2 separate regions of the Homo sapiens genome follow, and region 2 is linked to region 1. Evidence: chromatin contacts called from ENCODE POLR2A ChIA-PET data. All regions are on one chromosome and are shown on one strand. The core of a region is the stretch at or near the end of the contact, and the rest is flanking DNA. Distances in the headings are between cores, read along the strand shown. Region 1 holds the start of MMP15 (matrix metallopeptidase 15). Region 2 holds the start of ADGRG3 (adhesion G protein-coupled receptor G3).

Region 1 (5,116 bases), core at 1,314-3,813:
CCACCCCAGCTTTGTTTCCAAGGGAGAGGGAAATTACCTTGGCTTGTTTGTTTATTCCTTGTCTTGGCACGAAGAGTCCCAAGGCCTGCTTCACCTTTGATGGTGGGTCGGGTGGGTGCATCGCCCGAGGGGCCCCTGGAGGGGAGAGCTGGGGGAGGGGGTGTCCTGGGCCTAGTTCCATCCCACAGCTACTTTCCTTCACTGAACAGGAGACCTCCCCTACGACCTCAGAACTCTCCTTTTGCAAATGAGGAAACAAACCCAAAGAGGGGAATAACTTGCTCGGATTGCCCAGTAAATTACAGCTGAGGCAAAAACCCAGGGACCTGGCTTCTGATCCAGAGCTTTTTACAATCCCTCACACCACATCGGGACCTCTAAATGAAACTGCTCTGAAACACCATGTCTGGGCTTTCATTCAAAAGACCAAGAAAAAAAAGGTGTGTGGTGGTGGGCGGGGGTGTCAGGGCATAGATGAAACGGTATTGGCAAAATATGGATAAGGTTTAAAGCTACTTGATGGAAGGGCTGCAGTTCACACATCTCAGTCCCACTGACTAGTCCTTTCGGGCTTTGGGTGCTGTCCAGACCCAGTAGAAACCCAGCTATCTTGGGTTGGATGTAGATGCAAATCCACCTTGGACTCCCAAAGTACCTATAGGAGCCAGAACCAATAATTGGGAGCTTCAAGATCTGGTCACAGGGGATGTCATTTCCTTAAGGCAGGATTGGACCCCAAGAGAGGAACCTCCAACAGAGAGAAAATCACCAGACTTGACCGACCCAGGCCTCAAAGAACGTTGCTCCACTCATTCCTGGGCTCCTCTCACTAACAGCTAGCCCCTTAAACCCCAACTTTTTTTTTCTTTTTTTCTGAGACAGTGTCTCGCTCTGACAGCCGGGTTGAAGGGCAGCGGCATGATCATAGCTCACTGCATCCTCAACCTCCTGGGTTCAAGTGATCCTCCCAACTCAGCCTCCCAAGTAGCTGGGCCTACAGACGTACACCACCACACCTGGCTAATTTTTGTATTCTTTGTACAGATGGGGTCTTGTCATGTTGCCCAGGCTGGTCTTGAACTCCTGGGCTAAAGCAATCCTCCCACTTCGGTCTCCCAAAGTGCTGGGATTACAGGCTTGAGCCACTTTACCTAGCCCCAAACTTTTTAAAATTGGCTAATCGGGACTAAATATCATGAAAGAGTGCGACGTGGTCGGTTAAACAAGGACAACCCCGTTGTCCGTGTCTGAAGACCACTGCACATTTCCCAAAAGCAAATTTCGAAGTGGAGAATTTAGAAACCAACTTCCCAGATGAAGGATCCCACAGAGAAGTGAGTCCGTGGAAATGATAGAATCGCCCGGTTCCTTTCTCTAAACTCCGACTTCCTTTCCCCAAGGACATCCCAGGAGGGTTCAAACGCGCCCTCTCTAAGGCACTCTGCCAGGTCTCCTGATTTCCAGTTTCCGGGAGGTGAGGCCGGCTAGGGTGCCCCGAGGGCCTGCTCTAGAGAAAACCGCCCTCAGGTGAGGACGGCTTCCATTTCCGGGTCTGAAGATAAGGAACAGCTTATCTTCGGTCTCCGCCCTCCTGCCTGCAACCCTCACCCACTGACCACGCCGGCCAGTCCGCCGCGCCAGGGCTGCCCTTGGCCTGGTCCCCGGGTCTCGGTGGACCTTCGACCCGGGCCTCCCAGCTCTGGCCTCCTGCATCCACCCCGCCCCGACCTCAAGCTGCTTCCGGAATAGAATGAAATCCAGCTCGTTAAGCTTCGCGGGGAGGTGTGTCCACCCGCCCCGCGCCGACTCCGGCCGCACTGTCGCACTTCACTCGCACCAGCCAGTGGCCAAAGTGCTTGGGCACCTATTGCGCCAGGCCAGGAGCCGGAAGTCTTACCTCGCCCTCACCCCAACTCTTTGCCCCACGTTCCCGATAAGAACATGGAGGCTCGGAGAGATTAATTTGCCCACGTGCAAGCGGCAGCTAAGGGGCGGACGCGGAACTTGAACCGTGTCCCTCCTAAACCTGCCCCTTGTCCGCCGCAACGCGCCCTCGACGCGCACAAAACCCTCACTTTGCTACTGAGGAAAGTTATTCAATGGCCAGAGACACCCTGCGGCTTTTGAAAAGAGGTTTCAGGCTGACAAATATCCATATATACATATATATTTATATTTAAGCCTAAAACGACTCTTTGATCCCTCCCCTAAGACCTCCTTCCCGTCCGCCTAGGCCTCGGTATCCCCCACCAGGTATGAGAAGGAGGAGTCTTCATTCTTCCCAGGCGGGGAGACCACGCCTTCCCTGCCTCCTCCCTCCGCGGGGGGTCGCGTTGGAGGTCACCCCCGCCCCCTAGGCGCTGGGTTGGGAGTGACGCGGGGTGGGCTGGAGAGGTTTCCTGCCGTCTGGGAAGCGTAAACGGACCGCCCACCTGTCGGGCCTCGGCCGCCCGCACCTGCTTGTGAGAAGCCTGCGGCTGGGGCACCGCCCCCGGTCCCCGCCCGGGTCCGCGCATTGGGAGCACACTGGCCCTTTAAGAGCGCGGCGGCCGCGGCGCGCGGGGAGGAGGGCTGGGAGCGCCCGGAGCCGCGCTGAACTCGCCGGGGACGTCGGGCGCCCGCTCCTTGGCTGGCTCGCTTGCTCTCTCGCTCGCTCTCTCGGGTCGGCTCCCTGCGCCTCCTCCCGGGACTGCTTGGGGACCCGGGCCCGGTCGGGCGCGGCGGCGAGCAGAATCCCCGTGCAGGAGGCGCGCGCTCCGGGCAGCGCCCGGCCCCGGGCATGGACAGAGGGAGCTGGGCGCGCAGGGAGCGCCGCGGGACCGGGCGGCCGGAGCGCTGAGCCAGACAAAGGCTCCGGAGTTGCGCTTGCTCTCGGGAGCCGGGCCCCAGGCGCTGGGCGCCGAGGCTGCGGAACCTCGCCGGGGGCAGCTCCGGTCGGCCCCCTTTCCCGCCGGCTGGTTCCGAGCTCCCGGACCTGCCCTGCCCGCTTCTCCTCGGGCTTGGGAATTTGCCGAGGCGACCTAGGCGGCTCCGGCGGGGACCGGGAGCCCGAGGTCCGCGGCGCGCCTGCCGGGCCAGGAGCCAGGGAGCGTCGCAAGTTTCCAAGGCGCGTGCGAGGATCCGGCGTGCAGTGTTCCGAGCTGGGCTGGGCGCCGAGAGCATGGGCAGCGACCCGAGCGCGCCCGGACGGCCGGGCTGGACGGGCAGCCTCCTCGGCGACCGGGAGGAGGCGGCGCGGCCGCGACTGCTGCCGCTGCTCCTGGTGCTTCTGGGCTGCCTGGGCCTTGGCGTAGCGGCCGAAGACGCGGAGGTCCATGCCGAGGTAAGACCCCCGCCCTGCCCTTTGGCTGCGGGCTGGGGGCTTGGAGGGAGAGGCGCCACGTCCGCAGGCTGGGACTTGGAGGTGGAGGGAGCGGAGACGCGCCCCCTGTTCTGGGCCGTGGCGGGGAAGCAAGCGGACTTGGCAGTCTGCCCCTCCCCAGCTCGCCCTCTGCAGCGCACCTCTTCGCAAACCCTTGAGGGCGCAGGGCCTCGCTCTCCTCCCCGCTACTCCTACAGCCCTGTTCTGGGCACTGAGCCCCCACCCCGACCCCCTTACATTCAGCCTGTGTCCCGGGAGCCGCTTCCGCCGCCCCCAGCCCTTGCCTCCCCTCCTTCCTTCCCTCCAGGGCAGCCGATTCCTCGAGAGCCCGGCTGGCGCGCAGTGGCGCTCTTTGCGAGTGGGGAGGGGGCTGCTCTCGGGGACAGCCACAGGCGGAGCAAGAGCTGGGCGGCTGGGCAACTGCGCTCCTGCCCAGGTGGCCTCCCGTCTGGGTGATACCGAGCCGCGCACGGCGGGCCAGGATGGAGGCGGGGGGATGGGTGCAAACGGCTGAGGCAGCGGACTCGGGTTGCGGGGGCGCTTTGGCGACTTTCTGCGCTTTTGCGAGGAAGCCTAGGCACGCCCGGGCGGGGTCCTAAGGACGGACCCTGCCTCCCACAGCGCTTCCTCCCAACAGCGCCCCTACGTCGAAGCCCTGGATTCGAGAGGGTGGACCCCGCGCCTCTCTTCGCTAGGAGCCCGCTTGGCGTCCCTCCCGGGGCCCCGCTCTGGATGGGTCCCGCGGGTGACCAGGCGCGACATCCCGGCGTAGAGCCGAGTCCAGCCAGCGCCCCAGCTCCATGGTGTCTCCCGAGCGAGGACACCGAAGGCGCCAGCTTTCTTGCCCCAGAGCAAGAGCAGGGTCCACTCTTCCCCGACTTCTAAGACCTGCGCCCTGCCCCAGATAGGCGGGGAGAGGACTTGGGCGGGGAGTAGGGAGAAAGAACCACCCCGGAGCCGCTTCTGAACGGTGCTCAGGCCTTGGTGCCCTTGGGCTGCCCGGGCTGCGGGCCTGAGCGCCGTTTCTATTTGCAGCTCAGCTGGTGCTCCCTCCCTGGCCCACGGCGGCTTTCCCACCTCTCCGGGCTGCCTGGGAGATTTTTCCGATGGAAGCTTGCCCTTCCCCGCCCTACTTTAATAAAAGCATAGAGGAAGGGCAGGGAATTCCTCCTGGGCTCGAGTTACACCTCCCAGCCATTTCCCCACCTGCTCTGCCCTCCCTCCCTGGCCTGGCCAGGGAGAGCTGAAGGAGGAGCCAGGCCCTGGTGGGAGGCAGGATAGGAGCCCCGCCCCGACCCAGTCTGGCCACCCTCCCCCACCCCATTCACACAGGCAGGAGGAGCTTTAGGGGGCTCCTGTTGGTGAGGATTACCCCTCAGCCTGTGACCCAAGTACTGGGCGGAGAGTGCCATTTGGGCCCACCTGCCACTCTGGGCTGGAGTGCCAAAGAATTTCAAGTCACAGTCCCACCATTGAGTTTCTAATCTACTTAGGGATGGCGTCAATACATAGGAAGCAGTGATGGAATTCAATGGCCGTGCATTGCTAATGGCATCCTAGCTGGCCAGGAGCTCAGGGGTGCAGGGACCTGTAGTTGGAGGGGCTTCACTCTCTCTCTCTTCTGCTTTTCCAGTTCCATCTCACCCCTACCCCAACTCCCCAGCTCAGGGAGTGCCCACAGCTCGATGCCGCCAGGGAAGAAGCCATGGTTGCGTTATCACAAACCGTGCTCCTGATCTGGAGGTTGTGACTGTC
Region 2 (5,116 bases), core at 976-3,475, 360 kb before region 1:
GTCCGGATTGGGCAGCCCCGGGGGATCAAAGCCAGCTTCCCTCCTTACAGGCTTCTAGGTCTCCGTGAGGGGGGTCTCTCAGAGCCCCATGGCTGGGCTAGGTCCTGGGATGGGGGTTGAGGCAACTCCCCCCATCTTCCAGAATGGGGGGGAAATGACCCAGCCCCGTTCCTCCGCAATTCTCCTGCTTCTCAAACATTTTGTTTCTGCATCTGAGGCTGGCTCAGGTAGTGGGGAGGGGTCTTGGGTTGGGTCTCACCTTCTCAGGTAGGCCCTGCACAGGGCACCAACAGTTCCATGCTGATCCTTTTACCCCGATGGTTATTATCATGCACTTTCCCAGGCTGTGGGGCTTTGGACAGTGGGATCGCCCTTTCTGCCAGCATGTGGCCAGGCGTGCATCTGGAAACATCCCTTTAGCTTGGGAAATGGATTGGAGCAGCTGAGGGCTGAATGCTGGCTGGGTCTCGCTGGAGGACTTGAGGCCCTGCCCACTGGAGCCATTGGGAGAAGCTGGGGCAGGAGGCGGCAGGAAGGGACACTACTGTTTTGTTGGCCCTGGGGTTGGGGGGGGTCTCAGGGTTCTGTGAGTGGCTCCAGGCTAGTCCCTGGTCCCCAGGGGGCGTTTCAGGGAAGGGGCCTTAGGAAAAGGTGGCCCTCCTTCCAGCCCTGCCTGACCTTCCCCTGCACCTGCCCTCTGCCCACTTCCCAGGTGGGCTGGCTGCTCGGAATCTCAGTCTGCTCACCCCCAGGCGCTTCTTCACACACTGGTACCTGCGAGCCTCTCTGAGGGCCCAGGTGCCAGGATGGGGCTTCAGCGATGGGCCCAGCACATCCAAGTCCACTGCCCCACCTCACCCTCACCTGCAGCTGGGAGGGAGGTCTGCAGATCTTCCAGGAGAAGGCTGGCCAGGTGTGGAGCAGTGGCAGGCCCAGCCATTCATCTGCCTTCGCAGCCCTCCCTGCAGAGGAAGTTTCTGGGGCTCAGGAAGCCCTGGGCTCTGACCTGCTGCTCCATGCTGAATTCCCACCTGCTCCCACACCATGAGTGACCCTGACATCCCCTCCCTACCCCTTCCCAGACCCAGAGGGCTCAGCAGGAGACACTGAGTGGGAGGAGGAGGAAATGGAGGCCAGCAGGGGCTGAGCGGCTCCCCAGTTCAATCCCAAGGCTGAGTAGGGCTAGTGCCAGCCCCGTGGGCCAGAGGGGGATGCCAGCAACCACACACCTTGGTGGGATGCCCTTCACCTTCCAATTGCCAAGTGGCCATGGCCTCATGCACAGTGCATCCGTGGGGCCTCCAGAGTTGGCCCGAGTGGCTGGCGCCCTAATTCCTTTAGGCTGAAGCCCAGGAGTGTTTGCCACCCCCACCTCCCACCTGATCAGTGACCATTTGGGGTGTAAAGACAACAATTTCACAGCTCTGATGATCAGAAATGATGTAATGGCCACAGGCGGCTCCGCCTGCGTCATCCATGATTTCATCACACACCTCGGGAGGCTCAGGGTGACAGACAGTGCATGCAAGGTCACCCGGCCAGGAAGTGGCCAGGATGGATGTTAGCTCAGGCCTGACCAGCCCCCGGGGCCGCACTGCTGTCTTCCCGCTACCCTGCCTCTGGGTCCGTCCTGTTATCCAGGCTGGTGGGGGAAGCTCAGGCTGCAGGGCCAGCTCCTGCTCTCCTCCCACACCCTCCAGCCTGGTTCAAGCCATAGGCACCATCTGGGTCTTCGTCCTCATGCCCAGAGCCAGGCTCTGTGCCCAGCTTGTTGCAGGTCTCATCAAACCCTGACACAGCCTTAGGAGGCAGCCCCATTGCCATCTTCACTTTACAGAGGAGGAAACTGAGGCTCAGAGAGGCTCCCAGCTTGTGAGAGGAGGGGTCTGAGTAGGTGCGCCTGACTCCAAAGCCTGTGCTCACCACAGTTCCCAGGGATCCGCTCTGAGCCAGGCCCCTGTGGCCACCCAGCCCCTAGCCCCGTAGATCCCACCCCAGTGGGGCCCCGGGGGCACATACCTGGGTGGGCTCAGCAGCTCCCTCTGCAGGTGGACCCAGGGTGCGGTGAGACTGGGAGCACTGCCCAGTTCCCCACACTCACCTTTCACAACCCAACCAATGGCGCCATCGAGCAGGAAGGGTGAGAAAGAGGACACAGGAAGCCAGAGTGGTGGGGCTGCAGGGTGGGGGCAGGCCAGCTCAGCAGAGCCTGGGGCCAGAGGGCCAGACAGCCACAGAGCTCCTGGCGTGGGCAAGGCTGGCCAAGGATGGCGACGCCCAGGGGCCTGGGGGCCCTGCTCCTGCTCCTCCTGCTCCCGACCTCAGGTGAGTGGCTGGCACCTCATCCCCTCCTGCCACGCTGGGCCGACCCTGCCCTGCCGAGGGAGGGATCCAGGGACAGACGCAGGGACTGGAGAAGGTGAGGAGTTGGGGTGTCTGGGATGTGTCCTCCGATACCCCCCGTGGCCGCCTCAGCACCTTCTCTAGCCCTGTCCCTTTGGGTCAGTCCTGTCCTTCCACTAAACCTTGCTCAGGACTGGTCTCAGGTTCCCTTTGTTGCTCCACAGTGCCCTGGAGATAGGGGAGGTCGGAGGGTGCTCCCTGACTCCCCAACCTGGGCTGTGTCTCCCTGACAGGCCTGGCTCTGAGACAGGGGTTGGCCCCGGGCAGGCAATTCTCCAGCTGGCTTGTGAGATCCTGGGGACGGGATTCAGACACTCTGGAAGCTGAGGCCAGGAAGGTCTGTCACCTCGTTCTTCTGGACCTCTCCTCCCGCACATGTCACCCCACACCGGCTCCCTCTCCCAGTCTCAGCCACAACCTCTTGGTCCTCAGTGGCCTGAGCCAGGATCCACACTCCTCCCCGTCACTCTCCCGTCTCACACACAAACACATGGTGCGTCTCCAGAGGCCATGGAAGTGCCCGGGCCTTGCCTTTGCTGGCCTCTCTCCCAGGAAAGCTGTCCCCCTACCCCTTGCCCACTTAGCCAGCTCCATTTACCCTTCTTGGCCTCTGTGGCGTCTTAGCAACCCTCTCGGACAGAGGGAGGTGCTCCCCCGTTAGTGCTCCCTCCTCAGTGCTCCTGTCTCAGGGCCTTGCAGGCCACTCTCTTTTTGCTCCTGACTCGGTGAGGGGCCTGCATGTCCATCTCCCTGTGTGTCCAGCGTGTGGTCGCGTGACTTTGGCCACATAGATCAACTTATTTGGTCTTCAAATAACCCTCTTCTTTTCAAACATTGGAAGATTCAGTGGAGTGAATCAGTCCCTGGCTCAAAAAAGGGTGGGAGATGACAGCACTGTCCTCCTAGTGGCCCCGGGAGGCCCTGGTACAGAGCAGGCCACCAGGCAGCCCTTGATAGATGAATGAACGGAGCCACCGATGGCAGCTGTGACCAGGGCTCATGGGCGTCCTCAGGTCCCAGCTGTCATCGCTGGTTGGGCCTTCAAGCCTCCTCCAGGTGATGCTGTTTCCCCCATGGTGATGTGGGTGCTCTGGTTGGGGCAGAGCAGCAGCCATTTGATTGAGCAAGGAGCTCTGAGAGGTCTACACACAGGAAGGTCTGCACACTTCCTGTGTGGACAGTGATGTGTTAGTCTCCATTCTCCATTTGCGCATTCATTCATTCATTCATTCATTCAGGAAGCATCGATGGTGCCCTCTGCTCCTGCTGGTACCACTTGGCCCCTGCCCTCAAAAGGCTCACAGTCTGCAGGAGTGACACAGTGTGGTGGGGGCTCGCATGTGAGACCCAGCTGTTAGGGCTGAGCAAGGGGTGGATGCAATGGAGGGCCTGGCATGAAGGGACACGTGACAAAGGTGCGGGCAGGGCACGGGGAGCAAGGAGGGTGGTCACTGGGCAGGCTGGCACCTGGGGCAGCCTTCAGCACCGTGAGGTCTAAAGGGGCCAGGAGGGAGTGGCCCCCTGGGCTTCTACAGCCAGACTGTGGCTACAGGAGGGAAATGGCGGTGGTTTGCTCACGGTGAGCCAGCAGGGGCTGAAGGAGCCATGCGGGGTGGGGGCAAATGCCCACTCTGCCCTCCTCCTGCCCTCTGACCTCCAGTCCACTTTCCACTTGCTGACCCCCAAATGAGGCAGTCCATGGAGGCCAGGCTCTGGAGCATAGAGGGTCTGGAGAGGAGGGGAGTGCTATCCCACCCACAGGCCTAGCACAGGGTCTCCTTGTCTACATGAAATGCTTGCAGTGTCTTCAAAGAATAAACACAGAAAAGATATTTAATGATCCTGTCTGTGTAGGGTGCTTGCCAAGAGCTTCACTTACATGCCTGCGCTGAAATTCATGGCAATCCGGGAGGGAGGCCTGCACCTGGACCCATTCATGACAGCAGGGCCGGGATGGCAGAGAATGGCACCCGTCCTCAAGCTGACAATGTTATCTCCCCTCCTCTCCTGTCCTCTTCCTTCCCCTCTCAACCCCTCCTCCCCTCTCCTCTCTTCCCTCTCCCTGTTTCTGTCTTCTTCCTCCTCTCCCTCTTCTCCCCTTTTTTAAAAAGCCAACATAGATCATACTATATTCATGCTCATCTATCATTTTCATTTCCCATTAAACAATGCATCATAAATATCTTTATAAACTAACAGAAATTTACAGTTCCTTTATAAACTATCTAAAACGAATTATCACATATAGAGTCCATTATTACAAAATCCCCTCTAAAATGTTATTTTTTTACCCTGCTGTTACTCTTTATTCAGCCATTATTTTTATCATGTCTTTTTTGTCTTAATGATTAAAAATGAACAGTTTTTTAAAAAATGTGACAGTAATACTGGACATGATTTTTAAAAAATCAAATACCAGGGAGGGAAATAAAAAATGGAAAGCAGATGAGCCCCTGCCCGCCTCAGCCCCCAGCACCACCCATCGCAGAGGGAGCTCTCCTAACACTTCCTGGGGGTGGCAATCCGAAAAGTGACAATGCAGAGCCAAGACCCACTTCCCACCCTCAAAGGGAGAAGGATACAACAAAGCACTTCAGAGTAAAAGACATAAAAGTGGCCGCAGATATACAGGTAGATGCTCAAACTCCTTAAATGGAAATAAGATTCAATGTCATCCCTCAGACTAGCAAAAATCCAAAAGTTCAGTAAGCTA

Evidence for each region. ChIA-PET counts read pairs that join two places held with the same protein, here RNA polymerase II (POLR2A).
Region 2: POLR2A ChIA-PET joins it to region 1 with 19 read pairs in HepG2. The contact joins the promoter of ADGRG3 here to the promoter of MMP15 in region 1. POLR2A ChIA-PET finds 5 or more read pairs at or near these places in 3 of 52 experiments (Caco-2, HepG2 and WTC11).

What each region holds. Positions count from the first base shown.
Region 1 is chr16:58,023,191-58,028,306 of GRCh38, forward strand. It overlaps MMP15 (matrix metallopeptidase 15), which reads left to right and starts at 2,564. Exons shown (of 10, transcript NM_002428.4): 1 at 2,564-3,322. The coding sequence starts at 3,161. RefSeq lists enhancers at 1,173-1,760, 1,761-2,346, 2,579-3,128, 3,679-4,228 and a silencer at 2,573-2,712.
Region 2 is chr16:57,666,081-57,671,196 of GRCh38, forward strand. ADGRG3 (adhesion G protein-coupled receptor G3) reads left to right here and starts at 2,226. Exons shown (of 12, transcript NM_170776.5): 1 at 2,226-2,325. The coding sequence starts at 2,268.